Regions from separate parts of the Homo sapiens genome. Here region 1 is linked to region 2. A link is an interaction called in ENCODE POLR2A ChIA-PET data of the cell type or tissue named here. Cell type or tissue: GM12878. All regions are shown on one strand. Links, peaks and the distances in the headings refer to the core of each region. The heading gives the core; the rest is flanking DNA.

Region 1 (4,395 bases), core at 131-4,130, 130 kb before region 2:
TCTCTTTTATTGCTTTTCTTGAATGAATCATGTTCCTGTATTTATTGGAATTTGAGTAGTCAGGTGACTGTGTGTTCTCTGTTTGTGTTGCCACAACCAAGAGGCAAATAATTAAGAGCCTAGGAACTATATTGACAATATTACATTACATAACATCCGCTGACCCATAAGCAAAATGCCTTCAATTGCAAAACCCTTTGAGGCCTCATTCCTAAGCCTGAGTGAAGAAGACTAGCATTTTTCTCATGTGTTGCTCAGCTGTGACAAGCCAGAAGAGATACAGAACATTGCCACTGACTCAGGCTTCAAGGTTTTGTGAGAAAAACATAGCCTGCCAGACCTCGCAAGGCTAAAGAGAGCCACAAAAGACTCACTTGTTAATTGGGGAGATGCCAGGAACAAGAATTTTTCCAAATATCTCACCAGCAATACCTTTTATTTATTTATTTTTCAAATTTATGAATGACAGAGAACAAGAACTATAACACAAGCTCGTTTCTCTCCCTAGAAGAAACAAAGAAGCAGCAAAGAGCTTGGATGTGAAATGCCTGACTATTTGCACATGAAAGAGCCGCGGCAGATGGTGAGAGGTCTCCATAGGCTGAAAGATGAGTGTGCAGCAGTTTAGAAAGCCAGTAGCAAACAAGCAACACCATGCACACCACAGAGGCCCAAAGAAGCAGTTAGCTGGGACAGAGGATGCGACTGGAGAAATACTGGGGCCAAAACTTAAAATATTTTTTCAGTTACAGAGGGTGGAGGGGGGAAGTGAGGATGTTTAATGGGTACAAAAAAATATAGTTAGAAAGAATGAATTAGACCTACTTATTCAGAGGTCCAAGGAAGTCATTCGCTGGGACAGAGGCTGCAACTAAAGAAATACTGGGGGAAAAAACTTTAAATTTTTTTTTCAATCACGGGGGGTTGGGGAGAGGTGGGGATGTTTAATCAACACAAAAACATAGTTATAAAGAATGAATAAGATCAGGTCCGGTGGCTCACGCCTGTAATCCCAGCACTTTAGGAGGCTGAGGCGGGCATATCACTTGAGGTCAGGAGTTCAAGACCAGCCTGGCCAACATGGAGAAACCCTATCTCTACTAAAAATACAAAAACCAGCCAGGTGTGGTGGCACGTGCCTGTAATCCCAGCTACTCAGGAGGCTGAGGCAGAAGAATTGCTTGAACATGGGAGGTGGAGGTTGCAGTAAGTCAAGATTGTGTCATTGCACTCCAGCCTGGGCGACAGAGTGAGACTACATCTCTAAAAAAGAATGACGTGAACCCAGGAGGCGGAGCTTGCAGTGAGCCGAGATCGCGCCACTGCACTCTGGCCTGGGCGAAAGAGCGAGACTCCGTCTCAAAAAAAAAAGAGAGAGAATTAATAAGACCCACTATTATTTGATAGCACAACGGGGTGACAATAGTCAATGATAATTTCATTGTACATGTTAAAATAACGAAAAGACTATAATTGCATTGTTTATAACACTAAAGATAAATGCTTGAGGGGTTGGACACCCCATTCTCCATGATGTGATCATTACACATTGCATGCCTGTATCAAAACGTCTCATGTACCCCGTAAATATATACACCTACTATGGACCCACGAAAATAAAAAGTTGAAACAATTTTCAATTACATAAAAGAAATAAAGTTGGTGTTTTAAAACTGAAAAGAGCAAATATCTGTAACCTGAGGGCAGGCATAATGTACAGTTTTTAACCTTTCAGTTGTTCAGAATCCTTGTGAGAAAATAAATCTAGTGATCGTATAGTTTGTGCTATGTGCAATTCACTGTCTTAGGTCTTGAGTGTGTGTGTGTGTGTGTGTGTGTGTGTGTGTGTGTTTGTGTGTGTGTGTGTGTGTGTGTAGCTAGATCAGCATAGGGATAGAGTGCAGGGAAGTCAGAAGAGAGGAAACACAAGCCTTACCTTCTATTATTGCACATCTTACTGCCTTGATGGGAAACATCATAAAGACGTGAGGATGAAGACTGCGTCTGGAAAGACCAGATCCACCAAAGCATATCCATACAGAGTAACCTGAAAACCTCAGTTCCTTGAATCTCCTTTGGAAGAAGATGGAACATTGATCTATTCATTAATTTTATTAACAAAGTGACTGAGGTTGAGTACTGGGGACAGAGGTCCAGAGTATATAGACCTGGGATCTTCTCTGAAGTACTTCAGTGCTCTCACCTCCCATCTTCCTGGGGAAAGGCAAAAATTGAAGATCCAGCAAAGTGGCTTTGAGATACAGGTGGGGAGTAAACTTCTTCTCTTGCGTCCATTCTCACACTGCTATAAGGACATACCTGAGACTGGGTAATTTATAAAGGAGAGAGGTTTAATGGACTCACAGTTCCATGTGGCTGGAAAGTCCTCACAATCATGGAGGAAGGCAAAGGAGGAGCAAAGTCACATCTTACATGGTGGCAGGCAAAAGCAAAAACTGCCCTTTATAAAACCATCAGATCTCATGAGACTTACTATCACAAGAACAGCAGGGGAAAACCCTGCCCCCACGATTCAGTTACCTCCCACGAGGTCCCTCCCACAACATGTGGGGATTATGGGAGCTACAATTCAAGATGAGATTTGGGTGGGGACACAGCCAAACCATATCACTTGGCATTGGAGGGGACAGTTTCTCCTGACAATGAGTCACAGGGAGCTCTGAGCCTCAAGGGTGCTGGGTGTGCGTGGACTGCCCCTGTTCAGTGGACACTGCCCAGGTATCAAATAGGATGCTGGCTGTGTAGAAGACTCTAGCTTGGATCCACACTCGTAGAGAAATTTTGATTTTTTTTTGGAGTATCGTTGAACCTAAAGTTTAGCCATATGAAAACTTTTCCACTGGCCTCAGCTGTGTTTTGGGAAATTAGGGCAAGGCTGTGGACTCTTAGGACAGAGTCATGCAGGGGAGAAAAAGCAGCGTCCGTTTTCCTGAATCCACACTGGGAAAGTCACAGTGCTGGGGCAGGGGAGGTGACCTCTCCAGGGTCAGCAGCCACAGAAGAGGTGGCAAGGCCATAATAGTGAGATACAAAGGCCAGAGACAAAGAACCAGGGTGGTTTGTTTCAGAGCATGCTGAAGATAGGGCCTCCAGAAGTGCTGAGAAACCACAGGGGTCTTTTTTGTTAAGAGACAGAGTCTCACTCTGTCATGGAGGCTGGAGTGCAGTGGTGCGATCAGAGCTCACTGCAGCCTCAAATTCCTTGGCTCAAGAAATCATCCCACCTCACCCTCCCAAGTAGCTAAAACTGCAGGTACCTAGCTAATTTTTAAAAAAAAATTTTGTAGGGACAGGGTCTCACTCTATTGCCGAGGCTGGAGTGCAGTGGGGTGATCATAACTCACTGCAGCCTGGAGCTCCTGGGCTCAGGTGATCCTCCTGCGTAGCTGGGACACCTGTACCACCACAATCCACTAGTTTTTTCATTTTTTTGTAGAGACGGGATCTTGCTATGTTGCCCAGGCTGGTCTCAAGCTCCTTCCCTCAAGCAATCCTCTTACCTCACCTCGGCCTCCCAAAACACTTTCATTATAGGCATGAGCCACCATGCCCAGCCACAAGGGTCTTTTTGATGGAGGTGGATGGGGGCCATAACAATCAACAAAGCAAGTGTAACCTTCCTTCCAAGTCAAAGATGGGCAGCTACTAGGCAATAGGGGTGAAAAATTAATAACTAAAACCACGTTCTCCTGGAAAGTAAAGTGAGGCACTTACCAGAGTTGGCAGAGGATAGGTAGGCAAGGGAAAATGGGCAAGGTGTATTGGAAGCTCAGTTCTAGGGAGGTGAAGGGCATGGAAAATGAGAGCATTCCAGCTTCCACTGGGGGTAGATCAGCAGGGCTGGGCTGTGCTGATAGTAAAGCTTTAAGATTAACATGGTTTTCAGGCTGCACAAGGTGCCCCCTGCACACCCTTGCCCCGTAATCCTCATGTTGTGAGAGGTGTTTGTTTACAGGGAAGGAGAATTACTCACAGGGATCTCACCCTCCTTTGCACAGAACATCAGCCATGCTCCACCATCAGGGATCAGTGCCAAGGGTCTATGCTAATACACCATTCTGTAGAAACAACAGGTGTATGACCTCTTTTCCTCACAGTTATTAACCTGAGAGAGAAAACAAATAAATCACTGCACAGTGTTTTTGTGGTCCTGGCCCCACCATCTCCGTAGAAACCCTTCAAAACGTTTGCTCACGTAGTCTGGGAGCACTTAGGAGGATGTCTAAGGTATGGATGTGGTTTGGATGTTTGTTCCCTTCAAATCTCTTATTGAAATATGATCCGCAGTGTTGGAGATGGGGACTGGTGAGAGATGTTCGGGTTGTGGGGATAAATCCCTCATGCATGGCTTGGCACCCTCCTTGCAGTAAAGAA
Region 2 (4,395 bases), core at 223-4,222:
GTATTTTTTGGCTATTTTAAAATTATCTCCCAGCTCCTTGTAGAACTTGTACCCTGAGAAAAGGCAGAAACCACTTGAATCCAATTGAAATAGAAAATTCTTAACTTCTTGAGTGCTGTAAGAAAAATCAGATACCAATATATGATTCAGTAAGCTGTAAAAATCAATCTTCAAGCACTGATTCATGGGCAGCCATGAGTTTAGAGGAGTCTAGGTTCTAGAAAACATTTCTATTATAGTAGAATCAGTTTTTCTACATAGATGGTTTTACATGTTAGGGGAGCAAATGATGACACTGGGCTTCATTCTCAACCGAATTTTTTTTTTCTTTTTTTTTGAGACGGAGTCTTGCTTTGTCACTCAGGCTGTAGTGCAGTGGCACGATCTCAGCTCCAACCTCTGCCTCCCGGGTTCAAGCGATTCTCCTGCCTCCACCTCCCCAGTAGCTGGGATTACAGGTGTGTGCCACCACGCCCAGCTAATTTTTTCTGTATTTTTAGTAGAGATGAGGTTTTACCATGTTGGCCAGGCTGGTCTTCAAGTCCTGACCTCAAGTGATCTGCCCGCCTCAGCCTCCCAAAGGGCTGGGATTATAGACGTGAGCCACCACACCTGGTCTCTAAACTGAAAACTTAAATGAAGGCTTGGGTTGGACTCTTAGGACTTGGAAGAACTTGACCATGTTACCTTCTTCGGAAAGGTGGGAAATCCAATCTGTAGGAATAAAGATAGAAATTCCAGAAGTGACCCTCAGTGGAATTTATTTTTCTGCTCTAAAAGTATGTGGGTCTTTTAGGCGTCTTGGCTCTGTTCATTCTGTGTATCCTTGTACATTGTCGTGTAGGGCACATTTTTCTTATTTGCTTGTATAAGGACACTGTCTTAAGTAGAAAACATGAAGACCAGCATGGTCAGTGAGCCCTGAGTGAAACAAATGTCCTGTCTTACTACAATCAAAACTCTGTTTCAACAGCAGCTGGTGGACCAAAAGGAAATACTGTGCTTTCTGCTAGTGTTTGAAGGAGATGACATTATAAAGCCTGCAAGTAAATCTCTAGCAGGCTTCTTATCTTTGCCTTTGGCTTCCAAATTGCTGACTGATCATTGGGACTGCTGTTGTGTTGCTTTTTATTATGGACTGGAATTGCCTTGGTTATTGGCTTGGCACTAATCAATACCCATCACAAAAGGGAATAGACAATGAGATCATCATCACTCCTCCTTCTCCCAGGCCTTAAGGGGTCCAGAAACAATCACTCCCTACAGTAAAATCTCAACTATCTGGACCAGTCTGGCTGCAAATAACCCCAGTGATGAGATTTTCACTGATTCTTCTAGGAATCTGTGTTCACAGTTGGCCAGGGCAGGCTGACAAATGTTTTCCAATACACAGCCTCATTTTCTCTTCTGTTCCATTTCTTCACATCACTTCTAGTTAATGCACAATATACAGAAGCAGAAACAGGTCAAAACTGGGTTGAATATATTCCCCTCGTCTGTGGTTTTCAAATCTCTGCAGCCACGAATTTCCTCCTTGAACCACACACGATGAACAGACGCCTAATAGGAGAAATAAAAAGTTGATTTCCTTGAGCAGCAAATTTTTAGCACACACCAAATTCAATCAATCATATAAATGTACTGATTGATAACTTGAAATTGCATGAGGTAAAGGGAAATTTTATACTAAAAAAAAAAAAAAAAAAGAGCCAGGTGCAGTGGCTCACCCCTGTAATCCCAGCACTCTGGGAGGCCGAGGTGGGCAGATCACGAGGTCAGGAGATCTAGACCATCCTGGCTAACACGGTGAAACCCTGTCTCTACTAAAATTACAAAAAATTATTCAGGCGTGGTGGTGCGTGCCTGTAGTCCCAGCTCCTGAGGAGGCTGAGGCAGGAGAATTGCTTGAACCTGGGAGGCGGAAGTTGCAGTGAGCCGAGATCACGCCACCGCACTCCAGCCTGGGCAACGGAGTGAGACTCCATCTCAAAAAAAAAAAAAAAAAAAAAAAAAAAAAAAAAAAGCGTTTCACTACAATAGAAACTTTCACTGGGCCCGATATTGTTACACTGAAAATGGATTTTAAAGAAGGAACAGAAACTAAAATTAAAGAGCATTTGCATGCTGCCTTTTGTGCAATTAAATTTTTCTGGGAAAGTGGTTTGAATGACCAAGAACAGAAGATAAAGCGATCACATTCAGGAGGTTAAATTTTTGTACACAAAAGTAAATATACAAATACTTTTGATTGATAATAGAAGTGGTGATTAGAGGGAATTCTTTGTTTAATGTATATCTCCATCTGTTTTGGCCCAGTGGTCAAGATCAAGCCCCACCATTGGTGCAGTCAGTGAATCTAAATTCTGATCAGGAGTGGGATAACCCCACCATCCCTGTGATATCTCTTCCTTGAAAGAAGTAAGTGCAGATCTTGCCCATTGTGCCACCACAATTGCAGCCTGTATTAATGAAGAAATGCTCCAGTTGCATTCTCTCTTAAGTCATTCTTTTTTTTTTTTTTTTTTTTACACGGAGTCTCGCACTGTCACCAGAGCTGGAGTGCAGTGGTGCAATCTCGGCTCACTGCAACCTCCGCCTCCCAGGTTCAAGTGATTCTCCTGCCTCAGCCTCCTGAGCAGCTGGGATTACAGGCGCCCGCCACCACGCCTAGCTAATTTTTTGTATTTTTAGTAGAGACGGGGTTTCACCATGTTGGCCAGGCTGGTCTCGAACTCCTGACCTCATGATCCGCCCGCTTCGGCCTCCCAAAGTGCTGGAAGTCATTCTTTCAACAGATGTCTGCTGAACACACTATGACAGGTACTCTTCTAAACATCAGGGATAACGCCGAGAATAAAACATGTCCGTGCCCATGCTCAGGAAAGTTCCATTTTAAGAGGACTTAGGGTAGACAGGAAATGAACAAATATAAAATCTGTACTGTGTCAGATGATAAGTAACATCATGAAGAAAAATAAAATAGTCTAGGAGGATGGAGAGTAATGTGAAAAGAATGTGGTTTTGACTGAGTGGTCAGGGACTGCTTCTCCCTGAGAGAAGTCCTTCCTTTATGGCAAGAGATGCTATCTGGGGGAAGAGAGTCCCAGGCAGAGGGAACGGTAAGTGTGGTGGCCTAGAGGTGGGAGCATGGCTTTTCTGATGACTGGGAAAAAAAAAAAGGAACGAGAAGAAAAGTAGGCGGAGATAAGATGGGGTAGAAAGGAGATTTCCAAATAATGTTGATTTTTTAGGCTGGCCCATGCACTTTGGCTTTTACTCTTAATTAGATGAGAAGTCATTGGAGGAACTTCAGCTGGAGTGTAATGTGATCTGGCTTACGATTTTAAAGGATTACTCAGGCCATGGCATGGACAATAGACTGAAGGAGGCCATGTTCCACAGCCTGAGTCATTTTTAGCCATTCCCTCATTGGGCAACAGAGACAGCATGTCCATGAGATGGGCACATAGTATAAAAGTGGGGAATAACAGCTTCAAGATCTTAAAAAGCTTCTTCTTAACTTTAGATGCGCAGCTGAATTGCAGCCTCCACTGCCTCTCCCCTAGCCACGGCCCACCCCAACCTGATGGTTGATCCCTCTCACATGGTTTGTCATTGACATGTGGCACATGCTGCCTCTATCATTACATTGCTTTGTGACTTGCAGGTTTATTTTGTCTATCTCCCCTTCAATACTGTGCCAACCTTGAAAACAGGGTGGTGCCATGTTCACCTCTCCATTCCTCCCCAGGGCTGGCACATCACAGAGACTCAACCATGCTTCTTTGCATCAGTGAATTCTTTAGCAATCTGTTAGGACTAGCTAGCACCAATAAGATGAAATATCTTAAAGATCAACTGCTTATGTATAAGATAAACGTGGCCTACCTTTACAATAGTCCAGGTTTTAAAAAAAAGTCTGATTTTTAGCAGACCTTGAACTCGGTGTGAGGCATTACATGTGGTATAGCTGTTCTTTAAAAAAAGTGATGAAACCTTATGGTAAACATAGGTTTGGGCCATTTGCCGATTAGAATAAATGTATCATAGCATATACATGATGCTGTGCTAACATACCCGGTTTATGTGTGTGTACGTATGTGCACACATGTGTGAGCAGAAGCATTGTTTCCTCTTTCATCAGATAAGGGACCTGCCCACAGAGCCTAAGTCTAAAGTTGTGGTACTAGTAGTTTGGAAGGAGAAAATGTCGCACTCAGGAACACTTGTATGGAGGTCGGGTGCTTTAGTTCCTTGACATCATAACGGTCATGGGTTTTGTTGACACCTGAAGAAGAAAGCTGTTTATTTACATATACACTGTAGATTCTCCTTAGATGAAAGGGATTTGGCCTTAAACATCATCTTCAAGGAAACATATATTGATGCTTCTAA

Evidence for each region. Peaks named below come from ENCODE experiments on the same cell type or tissue, not always from the same donor. Only the 100,000 strongest peaks of a DNase experiment are listed, where the experiment ranks them.
Region 1: POLR2A ChIA-PET joins it to region 2 with 5 read pairs; 2 of 35 experiments call an interaction of 5 or more read pairs at or near these places.

The regions. Positions count from the first base shown.
Region 1 is chr10:14,052,919-14,057,313 of GRCh38, reverse strand. All of the region lies in intron 2 of FRMD4A (FERM domain containing 4A), which reads left to right. Among named protein-coding and RNA genes, the nearest start is that of FRMD4A-AS3, 19 kb to the left of the region's middle. In GM12878, for the core only: no CTCF peak of the experiment used is centred there; no DNase peak of the experiment used is centred there.
Region 2 is chr10:13,923,195-13,927,589 of GRCh38, reverse strand. All of the region lies in intron 2 of FRMD4A (FERM domain containing 4A), which reads left to right. Among named protein-coding and RNA genes, the nearest start is that of FRMD4A-AS2, 66 kb to the left of the region's middle. In GM12878, for the core only: no CTCF peak of the experiment used is centred there; DNase peaks (open chromatin) are centred at 1,507 and 2,089; H3K27ac peaks cover 1,341 bases.